Linked DNA regions of Homo sapiens: region 1 is linked to region 2. The links are chromatin contacts, found by Hi-C or POLR2A ChIA-PET in ENCODE. All regions are on one chromosome and are shown on one strand. Each heading gives the region's core, a stretch centred on a gene start or an enhancer-like site at or near the end of the contact. The rest is flanking DNA. Distances are from core to core; before and after follow the strand shown.

Evidence for each region. Hi-C counts contacts between places; a loop is a spot of excess contacts on that map. ChIA-PET counts read pairs that join two places held with the same protein, here RNA polymerase II (POLR2A). Pooled maps may share reads with other maps.
Region 1: a loop to region 2 is called in a pooled map, with 4 times the contacts of the local background. The contact joins the promoter of HOOK2 here to the promoter of SYCE2 in region 2. A Hi-C loop is called at or near these places in 6 of 50 pooled maps. POLR2A ChIA-PET finds 5 or more read pairs at or near these places in 5 of 52 experiments (B cell, activated CD8-positive, alpha-beta memory T cell, activated naive CD4-positive, alpha-beta T cell and 2 more).

What each region holds. Positions count from the first base shown.
Region 1 is chr19:12,769,939-12,776,801 of GRCh38, forward strand. It overlaps HOOK2 (hook microtubule tethering protein 2), which reads right to left and starts at 5,614. Exons shown (of 23, transcript NM_013312.3): 1 at 5,467-5,614; 2 at 4,874-4,959; 3 at 4,731-4,803; 4 at 3,056-3,106; 5 at 2,842-2,974; 6 at 2,675-2,742; 7 at 2,252-2,314; 8 at 1,459-1,539; 9 at 1,221-1,381; 10 at 994-1,134; 11 at 1-144. The coding sequence starts at 5,511. RefSeq lists silencers at 1-45, 5,458-5,677, enhancers at 1,004-1,504, 1,505-2,005, 4,536-5,216, 5,217-5,895 and a cis regulatory region at 5,432-6,073.
Region 2 is chr19:12,915,841-12,922,033 of GRCh38, forward strand. SYCE2 (synaptonemal complex central element protein 2) reads right to left here and starts at 3,453. Exons shown (of 6, transcript NM_001105578.2): 1 at 3,403-3,453; 2 at 2,382-2,497. The coding sequence starts at 3,417. MIR5695 (microRNA 5695) reads left to right here and starts at 4,480; the gene lies at 4,480-4,564. RefSeq lists an enhancer at 3,133-3,272.

The DNA of each region.
Region 1 (6,863 bases), core at 4,364-6,863, 140 kb before region 2:
TCCAGTTGTCGCGTGCGCTCGGCGTGGCCGGCGTTGCGTTCCTCCAGCTGCCGCACCTGCCGCCGCAGCTCCCTCAGCTCGCCCAAGCGGCGCCGGCAACTGGTCAGCGTGGCCTCCAGCTGCCCAGCACGCTCCGAAGACTGCCTAGGGGAGTGGGAGGGAAGGGGGAGGGCTGAGAGCTCTGATCAGGGGTCAGCTGGGATGTGGAGTGGCCCTTGGAGCACAGGGTGTTGTTCAGCCTGAGGCTTTTGGGTTCAAGGTGAAGGGGTCATGAAAGTTGAGGGTTAGGGGTCAATCAGGGCCTGGAGCTGTTGAGAGTCATTACAGCAATGGTTAGCCCAGGGTTATAATCAGGTATCCCCTGGGGTGGAATTGTGGGGACACAGAGGGTGGGGTTATAGGGGGAGTGATGGGGAGCCTAGAGAGGTCTGAGCATCTGCCAAGGATACCTTGGAGTCATTGGGGGAGGTATGGGACAAGAGGACTGCGGGGTCCTTAGAAGTGCAATTGGGGGGTGCACTAGTACCTTCGCATTACAGAGATGCTATAGGGGCCCAGTGGAGCCCTTTGTGGTTACAGAAGGCACAGTAGAGTCAAAAGGGGGTGCAAAGTAATTGCATTGTGGAGTCCTAGAAGGTACCATGGGATCCAGGGGCATTATGAAGCCCAAACTGTGCAGTGGGATCTGCAGAGCATTGTAGGGGAGGTTCTTGTGTTTTGGGGGGCCACAGGGATGCTATGGGGTCTTGGAAGCATACTGTGGGATAAGGGGGGGGCAGTGTGGGGTCCAGGGGATATGGTGGAATTCAGGATAGTGCAATGTGGCCTTGGGCGTTCTGTAGGGCTCAGGGTGGCACTGTGGAGTCCAGGGGGCATATTGGGGGTTCACTGGGCACATGAAAATTACAGAGCTGCTATGGCATCAGAGGGGAACTCTGGAAACAGGTTTACCCCCCGCCCCCCGTGATGGGGACCCAGGAACCCACCACTCACCGTAGTTCATCCATCTCATCCTTCAGGGCCTGTGCCTCCTGGGCCAGGCTAGTCAGCGCCTGGTTCCGGTGCTGCAGCTCCGCAACCTCCCTCTCCAGCTCGGCACAGCGCAGGCGCTCATCCTCCCTGCCACTCTCCAGCCTGGGGGTGTTGGGGGAAGAGCACATGAGGGGGCTGCCCTCCCCCGGTCCCCTGGCTTGCCTGGCCCAGTCCCCAGCTGACCACACCTGAAGTTCTCCTCCTGCAACTGCTCCAGCTGGGATTGCAGCAGCAGCAGCTTCTTGGCAGTGAGACCTGGGGTACCCTCGCCTTCAGGCCGGCCCATCCGCTCCCGCAGCCCTGCATTCTCTTGCGCCAGGCTCTGCTTCTCCTCTGACAGGAGCATCAGCTGCGGGCAGGGCAGAAAGATGAGCTTGGGCTTGGAGAGGGGCTACTCAAGTGACCCTGCCCCACCTAGGGCCCTACCTGCCGCTCCAGATCCAGACAGCGCTGCTGTAATTCGTCCCCCTCCTCAGCCTCCTCACTTAGGAAATAGTACCTGCGGGACTGCAGAGATGAGGGGGAAGAGGAACTCAGGGATTCAGGAGAAGGACGGGGGGAGGGAGGCTGAGATCTCTAGAGGCCAAATGGAGGGGGCCAAGAAACCCTCAGGATTGAAAAGAGGGCTGGCGCCGGGTGCAGTGGCTCGCGCCTATAATCCCAGCACTTTGGGAGGCTGAGGCGGGTGGGTTACCTGAGATCAGGAGTTCCAGACCAGCCTGCCCAACGTGGCGAACCCCTTCTCTACTAAAAACACAAAAATTAGCCGGGTGTGGTGGCGTGTGCCTGTAGTCCTGGCTACTCGGGAGGCTGAGGCAGGAGAATCGCTTGAACCCGGGAGGCGGAGGTTGCAGTGAGCCGAGATCGTGCCACTGCACTCCAGCCTGGGTGACAGAGTGAGACTCCATCTCAAAAAAAAAAAAAAAAAAGAAAAAGAAAAGAAAAGAAAACAGGGCTGGGGTTGGAGACTGAAGGAAGAGCGATTCCAGAACACTGGAGACCTGGTACAGGAAGTGGCTAGCACCCTGGAAGATGGGCGTGGCTTACAGGCTTAAGGACAAGCCCCTCCCCCTTAGGCTACCCTGAGCATCTGTAAGTGGGGTCTGGACCTTTAACAAGGTTAAGTCACAAGGTTAATCACAGCAAACTTATCCCCAACTCCCGGCCTTTGGATTTGCTGATCCCTGTGCCTGGAACACCTTTCCCCCAAATCTCTTACCTGGCTGTCAAAGTTGCCATACGTCTCTGGTGACAGGGAGTCAGGAGTGTCTTTGGTCATGAGCTGAGGAGTGGGAAGGGGCATTGTAATGAACTGGATATCTGAGGCCAGCCTTCAAAGTATCTACTATCCAACCTGAGAACCTCTCCATCCTCCCGTCAAGGCCAGTTCTGCCCAATAACCCCAGCCCAGAGGCTGCCCTCCTGCCTCCAACACAGAGGGAAGCCAGATCCCTTGAGCCTGCTAGATTGCGACTTAGAGCTGGGAGGAGCTGGCAGACACATGAGACAGAGATGTCTGGCCAGCTGAGTTCCAGGCAGAGTCCAGACCTTACCAGGGCAGGACCTGTGCCCAGTTCTCTCTGCCCTAGAGATGTCCCCTCTCCTGACATTTTCCAATTGCACACTGAGTGCCCCCACCCACCTCTTGGATGGCTTCCATCACCACATGCTGAACCGATTCTTCCAGCGTCATGATTCTCTGGATGTGGTCTGGGGATCAAGGTGGGGGAGGCTGAGACCCAGGGGTGAGGTGGGGAGGAAGGAGGATTTCCTCAGGCCAGCCCTGGGGACCCCCTAAGCTCCCCATACCCTGCTTTTTCTCGCAACTGATGGCACAGCCCAGCACCAGCTGAAGCAGCTTGCCGAGCTCTGCCGGGTCTGAGAACTCTCCAATGAGGCTCACATCTGGGAGATGCTCTTCTGACACAGGATGCGCCAGGACCTGGGGAGAAGGGGGTGTCAGGGGCTCATGGGCCCACCCTTCTCCCAACTCAACCCCCTGAATCCCTTTACAGTTACTCACATCCTGGGAGTACTCTACTAGGCTCCGTAAGACCATCTTCAGATTGCTGACCTAGGGAGGAACAAGGAACTGTGGACAAGTTCAGAGGCCTCCCACTCTGAATCTGTAGGTCCCATCCTCTCTCCACCTCACTTCTCCTTCCCTGCTCATCTCATCCTATTCTGTCTGCGTGCGCCTTCCTCTAGGGGTGACCTGTCTGGCTGTCTGCCCCTTTTGTCTGCCTGACCATCTTTGTTTCTTTTTTTTTTTTTTTTTTTTTTTGCTTTAGCTTTTTAAGACAGGGTCTGGCTCTGTCACCCAGGCTGGAGTGCAGTGGTGCAATCTTGGCTCACTGCAGCCTCGACCTCCTGGGGTCAAGCAATCCTCCTATCTCTGCCTCCCAGTAGCTGGGACTACAGGCATATGCCACCACAATCGACTACTTTTTTTTATTTGTAGAGAGGAGGTTTTGCTATGTAGCCCAGGCTGGTCTCAAGCTCCTGAGCTCAAGCAATCCTCCCACCTCAGCCTCTAAAATTGCTGGGATTACAGGCATGAGCCACTGTGCCCGGCCTGCCTGACCATCTTCCTTCATATGTCTCCAGAACCAAGTCACTTCTCACCACCTGCCCCACCATCCTTCAGCCCTACCCATCCATCTTTACCTCTCACCTGGATTAGTGCACCAGCTGCCTCTCCTCTTCCACTTTTGCTGCCTACATTTTATTTCTCTCCATGCAGCCAGGGGGAGCTTTATAAAGCCCAAGCCAGGTTGCATCTTTGCTCTGCTAAAACCCTGCCTTGACTTTCCACAGCACTTAAAAATAGAATCCACACCCCCACCATGGCCTGCCAGGCCCCTGATGACCTCATCTCCTACAAATCTTGCCCTCTTGCTCTGTTCTGCCCTCTCTGCCATTCCTCCATCACACCAAGTTTATTCCCAAATCACGGCCTTTACATCTGCTATTCCCTATGCCTGGAACACCGTTCCCCCAAATTTCACTTGGAGATTAACCCATCTGATGTAATCAGCCACCTATGCCCTCATTGCTCTCTCTCAAAGCCCTGCTTTTTTGTTGTCTTCACAGAACTACTGGCATCAAAAGTTTTTTCTTTTTCTTTTTCTTTTTCTTTTTTTCTTCTTCTTGAGACAAGAGTCTCGCTCTGTTGCCCAGGCTGGAGTGCAATGGCTCAATCTCAGCTCACTGCATCCTCCACCTCCCAGGTTCAAGTGATTCTCATGTCTCAGCCTCCCAAGTAACTGGGATTACAGGTGCACACCACCCCACCCAGCTAATTTTTGTATTTTTAGTAGAGATGGGGTTTCAACTTGTTGGCCAGGCTGGTCTTGAACTCCTGGCCCCAGGTGATCCACCCACTTTAGCCTCTCAAAGTGTTGGGATTACAGGCATGAGCCACTGCGCCCAGCCTGGAAGTTAATTTTTATGGTTGTGTATGTGTTGCTTGTCACTAGAATGATGGCTGTGTGGGGCAGGTTTTTGTCTGTGTTATTCCTTGCTGAATGCCCAGGCCTGGCACAGGGTGAGTACTCCATAGATGAATGGATGAACAAATGGTTGATCACCAGACATCTGTCCCTCTTCCTGCCCATCACCCAGGACATGTGCCTAGCTGGCCCGTCCCTGGTCATCTCTTCACCAGTCTGTCCTCTAATCAGGAGTCCACTTGTCACCTTCAGCTTCCAGTTGGGACCTGGATCTTCCGAGATGCCCTGGAGCCATGCCTCGTTGAACCAGGAGGGGTCTCTGGGGGCGAGAAGGTGGGATGAGCAGACTGGGGGACACTTTTGGGATCCTCCCCTTCAGCTCCACTCACATCTGGTTCAGCACATAGGCTACGGCAAGGCCGCTGCTCAGGTCCTGAGGGCTGGCACAGGGAGACGGAACGTGGAACGTCTGTAACTGAGGGGTAAAGGAAAGGACAAGGAAAGAGTTAGGGCCTGGGAGCGCCGAACCGCTCCCCTTTTGCAGACTTTTCCAGTCAGCGAACCTCACATGGTGGGGCGGGCGCTGCTCCGCCACAGCAGCTCTGCGAGGGACTGGCTTCTGCTCACCTGAGACCGGAGGGGGCGTGGCCTCACCTCACCTCTGCCCAACAAACCCTGCGCGTCCAGGCCAGGGTGGTATCGCGAGTCACCTGGGCCCCACAGGCACCACGTGACCAGGCCAATTCACCTGTGTCCTCGCCCCACGTGAACCAACCACAGAGGGGCGGGGCCTCACCTGTCCTTTCCACGCAGACTTGCCACGTGACGGGGGCGGGTGCTCGGGCCAGAGTCCAACGGTCCAGCAAGTCGACGACCCCGCACCTCCCAGCCCCAGCACCAAGAGACTGACCGAACCAGGGCCAGGGATCCCGGGCAAGAGGAGCGGGCGCTCACCTTCCCCTAGCCCCGCCCCACGACCTACCCAGGTGAGCAGAGACCCGCATAGCTCAGCTTTGTCCACGCTCATGGCTCCCGATCGGATTCAATCCAGGCCACGGAGCCCCGGCGCCGCAGCAGCCTCCGGGTCCGCCACCAGCGAGCGCCCGCAGCCCCGACCTCCCGCTCGGCCTAGAGCGCCGCCCCGCCCCGCCCCCCTAGGCGCAGGCCCCGCCCCGCCCCCAAGCCCAGGCTCCGCCTCGGAACGTAATCTCCTCCCTACGCCCGCTCTTGCCTCCAGCCCCGCCATCTTGGATCCGGGCACCGTTCGGGCGCCCGCCCTGCCGCTAGGGGTCAGCCTGGCCCAGCCTTGTGCATCCGAGGGTGGTCCCACCTCCCATCCTCGCCCTGGCCCTTTTTGGGGTGGGAGGTCCTCAAGATCCTTTTGAGACGGAGGTGCTCCACCCTGTTACACAAGCGCATTCACGTCTTTTCCCTGCAACTTAAGTAAATTCTTTTTTTTTTTTTTTTTTTTTTTGAGACGGAGTCTCGCTGTCGCCCAGGCTGGAGTGCAGTGGCGCAATCTCGGCTCACTGCAGGCTCCGCCCCCTGGGGTTCACGCCATTCTCCTGCCTCAGCCTCCCGAGTAGCTGGGACTACAGGCGCCCGCCACCTCGCCCGGCTAATTTTTTGTATTTTTAGTAGAGACGGGGTTTCACCGTGTTAGCCAGGATGGTCTCGATCTCCTGACCTCGTGATCCGCCCGCCTCGGCCTCCCAAAGTGCTGGGATTACAGGCGTGAGCCACCGCGCCCGGCCTTAAGTAAATTCTTGTGTCTAACCACTTTATAATCGGAGCCGTTGTGCGGGGAGGGGCGAGCCCTGGCACTTTCTATGGACTGGGAGAGGGGATGCTAAAGGGGTTTTCCCGCCGGACGCGGTGGCTCTCGACTGTAATCCCAGTATTTTGGGAGGCCTAGGAGGGAGAATTAATTTGGATAGAAGTTGGAGACCAGCCTCTCTTCAAAAAATTTAAAAATTACCCAGGTAGCGGTGGCTCACGCCTGTAATCCCAGCACTTTGGGAGGCCGAGGCGGGCGGATCACGAGGTCAGGTGTTCGAGACCAGCCTGGCCAACATGGTGAAACCCCGTCTCTACTAAAAATACTAAAAATTAGCTGGGCGTGGTGGCGCACGCCTGATTTCAGCTACTCGGGAGGCTGAGGCAGGAGAATCGCTTGAACCCTGGAGGCGGAGGTTGCAGTCAGCCGAGATCGTACCACTGCACTCCAGGGGGCAACAGTGCAAGACTCCTCAAAAAAAAAAAAAAAAAAATTAGCCAGACATGTTGGCGTGTTTCTGTGGTCCTAGCTCCTAGCTCTACAGAGGCTGAGGTGGGAGGATAGCTTGAGCCCAGGAGGTCGAGACTGCAGTGAGCCGTGAT
Region 2 (6,193 bases), core at 2,203-4,702:
CTCCTTCCCCACCCTGCCCACACTTTCTGCTTCAACATCTCTTCTACAAGGACACCTTCCCTGGCTCCCCATTCCAGGCTGGCTGCCCACAGGGGAAAGGTCTCCCAGCACCATGATCTCTTCCCTGTTGGTGTTTGGTCAGATGCAAACAGCAGGAGGGTATGAGCATGTCTGTCTGGAGGACAGGAGTGTCCCTGCTGCCAATCACAATACTGCCATATCAGCCTTTTTTTTTTTTTTTTTCCTCGAGACAGGGTCTCACTCTGTCACCCAGGATGGAGTGCAATGGTGCTATCTTGGCTCACTGCAACCTCTGCCTCCCAGGTTCAAGCAATTCTCCTGCCTCAGGCTCCGGAGTAGCTGGGATTAAAGGCATGCGCCACCACGCCTGGCTAATTTTTTGTATTTTTAGTAGAAACAGGGTTTCACTATGTTGGCCAGGCTGGTCTCGAACTCCTGACCTCGTGATCCGCCTGCCTCGGCCTCCCAAAGTCCTAGGATTACAGGTTGAGCCACTGCGCCCGGCCAACATGAGCCTCCTTCTTGCTCTTTTGAGAACACATCAAGCTTATTCCTACCTGAGGGACTTCATACTTGCGGCCCCCTCTGCGTGGAAGGTTTGGGCCCAGAATGCCTCCTGGCTGGCCTCTTCTCATGTGACCTCTTCAGAGTTCTCCAACTGCTCTAAGGTCCCTGTCACTCTACTTGCTCCTTACTATATTTTGTTTCTTCATTCCACTTACTTGCCACCAGTTGAAATCACATTATTCACTTATTTATTTTTGAGACAGGGTCTTGCTCTTCCAGTGCAGTGAAGCAATCACGTCTCACTGCAGCCTCGACCTCCCAGGCTCAAGTGGTCCTCCCACCTCAGCCTTCCAAGTAGCTAGGGCCACAGGTGTGTGCAACCGCACCACACCACGCTCATTTCTTTCTTTCTTTCTTTCTTTTTTTTCAGAGAGATATGTCTCCCTCTGTTGCCCAGGCTGGTCTCAAACTCCTGGGCTCAAGGGATCCTCCTGCCTTGGCCTCCTGAATAGCCAGGACTACATGCATGCACCACCACGCCTGGCTGATTTTTGTGTTTTTAGTAGAGACGGAGTTTCACCATGTGGGCCAGGCTGGTCTCGAAATCCTGACCTCAAGTTATCTGCCAGCGCCAGCCTCCCAAAGTGCTGGGATTACAGGCGTGAGCCACTGCGCCCAGCCTCTACTATATATATACTTTTTTTTTTTTTTTTTGAGACAGAGTCTTGCTCTGTCACCAAGGCTGGAATGCAATGGCACAATCTTGGCTTACTGCAATCTCTGCCTCCCAGGTTAAAGCAATTCTCCTGCCTCAGCCTTCTGAGTAGCTGGGATTACAAGTGTCTGTCACCATGCCTGGCTAATTTTTGTAGACACAGGGTTTCACCATATTGGCCAGGCTAGTCTCAAACTCCTGACCTCATGATCTGCCTGCCTTGGCCTCCCAAAGTGCTGGGATTACAGGCGTAAGCCACCGTGCCCGGCCTACTAAATTTTTCTTTTTTCTTTTTTTTGAGACGGAGTCTCACTCTGTCACCAGGCTGGCATGCAGTGGCATGATCTCGGCTCACTACAACCTCTGCCTCTGGGGTTCAAGCGATTCTCCTGCCTTAGCCTCCCGAGTAGCTGGGACTACAGGCGTGCACCACAACACCCAGCTAACTTCTGTATTTTTAGTAGAGACGGGGTTTCATCATGTTAGCCAGGATGGTCTCCATCTCTTGACCTTTTGATCCACCCCCCTCGGCCTCCCAAAGTGCTAGGATTACAGGCATAAGCCACCATTCCTGGCTTTTTTTTTTTTTTTTTGAGACAGCGTTTCGGTCTTTTTGCCCAGGCTGGAGTGCAATGGCGCCATCTCAGCTCACTGCAACCTCCACCTCCTGGGTTCAAGCGATTCTCCTGCCTCAGCCTCCTGAGTAGCTGGGATTACAGGCATGTGCCACTATGCCCAGCTAATTTTGTATTTTTAGTAGAGACGGGGTTTCTCCATGTTTGTCAGGCTGGTCTCAAACTCCCGACCTTAGGTGATCCACCCGCCTTGGCCTCCCAAAGTGTTGGGATTACAGGTGTGAACCACTGCACCTGGCCAATATTTTTTAATAAATTGGCCCGACATTCTGGCCCGCCTCTAGTCCCAGCCATTTCGGAGGCTGAGGTGGGAGGATCACTTGAGTCTGGGAGGTGGAGGTTGCAGTGAGCCGTGATCATGCCACTGCGTGGTGACAAAGCAAGACGCTGTGTTAGGAGGGAAAAAAAAAGCAGCAGACACTGGCATAGCCTTGTGGAAGAAAAGGGTGAATGAGAGGGACCCAGGGGCCTGTGTAGACCCATAGGGCTGGGATCTTCCTCACCTAGCTGGCCCTCCACCAGCTTCCTCCTCGCAGTTCTCTTCCCACCGCGGATGCTCCTTGCTCTCCCCCAAGGGCTGCGGTTCCTGGTCTTTGCATTTCACATGGGGCACGTCCACCTGCAAGCACAGTCAGGACGGAGGCCAAGGAGGGAGGATGAGGAGTGAACAGATCGCCCTCCTGCCGACCCTTCAACCCTGGTCACCTCGATGTGCTGCTGCGGGACGGTGGGGACCCGCAGGAAAGACGGGCAGGGCTGGGGCAGGTGCCATGAGGGCAGGGGCATGGGGTGAAAGGACACTCTGTCCCTAGGGGACACCAGGACACCAGACCTAGAGGGGCCGGGTGAGGGCAGGGCTGTGGGAATGTAACTGGAGGACCTGGGCTCCTAACTGGTATGTGTGTTGGCTGGAGTCCTTCGAGAAAGGAGAAGAGGTAGGAGAAAAGAGATGAGGCCGGGCGCGGTGGCTCACGCCTGTAATCCCAGCACTTTGGGAGGCGGAGGCGGGCGGATCACGAGGTCAGGAGTGCGAGAACAGCCTGAGCAATATGGTGAAACCCCGTCTCTACTAAAAATACAAAAATTAGCTGACGTGGTGGTGCGTGCCTGTAATCCCAGCTACTCGGGAGGCTGAGGAAGGAGAATCACTTGAACCCGGGAGGCAGAGGTTGCAGTGAGCCGAGATCACGCCACTGCACTCCAGACTGGGCGACAGAGTGATACTTCGTCTCAAAAAAAAAAAAAAAAAGAAATGAAAGAAACGGGTGCGGTGCGTGGGTGTTTGTGCCTTTCTCTACTCCGTTCCGGCCACGCGCCATGTGTGGAAATCAGACCCGTCAGTGCGTCAGTCAGGGCCGGGTTCAGTCAGTCAGGAAATTTGAGGCCAGGCCTGATGAGAGGGAGCCCCAATGGCAAAGGACAAGCGGCCGGGCTCGGGTCCGCTGGAGATGGCTGGGATCGCAGCCGTTCCCTGCCTATCTGTCCGCCCGCCCCACGCGCGAGAAGGAAACAAGCGCCGCGTACTCCCTGTCGCTCCATTCCGTATTTTCCCGCCTTCAAGCTCGCACCCTCTGCGCATGCGCCGACCCCGCCCCTGGCCAGCTGCGCTCCCGCGGACGAGTGTGTTGTGACGCGTGCTCCCGGCCCCGCCCTCTTTGAGAACTTGCGCGGCCAACTGGGCGGGGCCGACCGTTAAGCAGCAGTTTCGCGGTCCGCGGGCTGCGCGCGCAGTCGGCGCCCCTTGGGAGCAGGACGGCGCGCTCTGGGTGCGCTTGTGTGCCCCTGTGAGGCTCCTGGGTTCCACGGGGCGCCCAGGTTATACGGATCTCAGAGTCCTGTATTTATTCGGTGCTTCTAACTTCATCCACTCTGCCTTGGAAAATATACTCCATAACAATTTTTTTTTTTTTTTGAGACAAGATCTTGGTCTGTCGCCCAGGCTGGAGTGCAGTGGTGCGATCACAGCTCACTGTAGCCTCGACCTCCCAGGTTCAAGCGATCCTCCTGCCTCGGCCTCCTGAGTAGCAGTGTCATTCACCAGGCCCTTCTAATTTAAAAATATTTTTCTGGCCGGGCGCGGTGGCTCACGCCTGTAATCCCAGCACTTTGGGAGGCCGAGGCGGGTGGATCACCTGAGGTCATGAGTTCGAGACCAGCCTAGCCAACATGGTGAAACTGTCTCTACTAAAAATACAAAAAATAGCCGGGCGTGGTGGCGGGCGCCTATAGTCCCAGCTACTCGGGAGGCTGGGGCAGGAGAATTGCTTAAACCCAGGACGCAGAGGTTGCAGTGAGCTGAGATCATGCCACTGCACTCCAGCCGGGGTGACAGAGTAAAGCTCCGTCTCAAAAAAAAAAAAAAGATTGTATGTATATATACACACACACACACACACACACACACACATAATTATATTTTTTTTTCCTGTAGAAATGAGATCTCACTGTGCTGAGCCCAGGCTGATCCCCAACTCCTGGGCTCAAGCCGTCCTCCCGTCTTGGTCTCCCAAAGTGCTGTCTCAAAAAAAGAAGAAATTATCTGATCTACCCTATTGACTGTAGGTCATAAGACCCCCGTTTCAAAGAAGTTTCTGCCCCACACAAGGCCTATCTATCTAGATTCTTCTTGGCCTCTCTGAGCATGCATTCCTGAGACTCCAAGAAGAATCTAGACAGATAGGCCTTGCTGGGTTTCCCCACTCAGCCTATTAGTATTAGACGACCCCCCCGGCTTTTTTTTTTTTTTTTTTTTTTTGTCTTGCTCTGTTGTCCAGGCAACACTGGAGTGCAGTGGCAAGATCTCAACTCGCTGCAACCTTGGCCTCCCAGGTTCAAGCGATTCTCAGCCAACCAAGTAGCTGGGATTACAGATGCACCATGCCCAGCTAATTTTTGTATTTTTAGTAGAGATGGGGTTTTTCCATGTTGCTCAGGCTGGTCTCAAACTCCTGGCCTCAAGTGATCCACCCGCCTCAGCCTCCCAAAGTGTCAGGATTACAAGTATGAACCACGACAAACCCTTTTTGTCCAATCAAATTTCTACCTGGGTGTTCAAACTTTGCTGAACCTAAGCATAAGACACTTTTCATTAATCAGGCATGGTGGCGGGCACCTGTAATCCCAGCTGCTTGGGAAGCTGAGGCTGCTGTGAGCCAAGATCGCCCCTACACTCCAGCCCAGGGAACAGAGCCAGACTCCGTCTCAAAACAAAACAAAACAAAAACACAGTTTCCCCTGTATCTCTGGATCTTCATTCTGAAGGCTTGTCAGGTAACACTATGATCAAATACATTCGTATTCCTTTTCTCTTATTAATCTGCCTTTTCTCAGTAATTTTTAGTGAAACTTCAGAGGGCAATAAGGAAGCTTTCTCTTCACCCCTACACAGCCAAAGTTCAGATTTGATGGAAATGGCAAGATTCCAGGGTACTTGTGTTTATTTAGACACATAAATATGTATTTAACGACAGGGTCTCACTCTGTTGCCCAGGCTGGAGTGCAGTGGTGTAATCACGGCTCATTGCAGCCTCGACCTCCCAGGCTCAAGTGATCAACCTCAGTCTCTGGAGTACCTGGGATTACAGGCATGAGCCACTATGCTGAGCTAATTTTTGTTTTCTGTTTTTGGGGGACAGGTCTCACTCTGTGGCCCAGACTGGAGTGCAGTGGTGTGATCTCAGCTCCCTACAACCTCCACCTCCTGGGTTCAAGTGATTCTCCCACCTCAGCCTCCCAGATAGCTGGGACTACAGGTGCCTGCCATCATGCCTGCTAATTTTTGTTTTTTGTTTTTTTTTTTGGAACAGAGTCTTCTTCTGTCACCCAGGCTGTAGTGCAGTGGCACAATCTTGGCTCACTGCAACCTCCACCTCCTGGTTCAAACGATTCTCGTGCCTCAGCCTCCCGGGTAGCTGGGACTACAGGTGCTCACCACCACGCCCAGCTTTTTTTTTGTATTTTTAGTAGAGACGGGTTTTCACCACGTTGGCCAGGCTGCTCTCGAACTCCTGACCTCAAGTGATCTGCCTGCCTCAGCTTCCCAAAGTGTTGGAATTACAGGCGTGAGCCACCACGCCCAGCCTAATTTTTTTTTTTTTTTTTTTGAGACGGAGTCTTGCTCTATTGCCCAGGCTGGAGTGCAGTGGTGCGATCTCCGCTCACTGCAAGCTCCGCCTCCCAGGTTCACACCATTCTCCTGCCTCAGCCTCCTGAGTAGCTGGGACTACAGGCACCCGCCACCACGCCCGGCTAATTTTTTGTATTTTTAGTAGACAGGGTTTCACCATGTTGGCCAGGATGGTCTCAATCTCTTGAC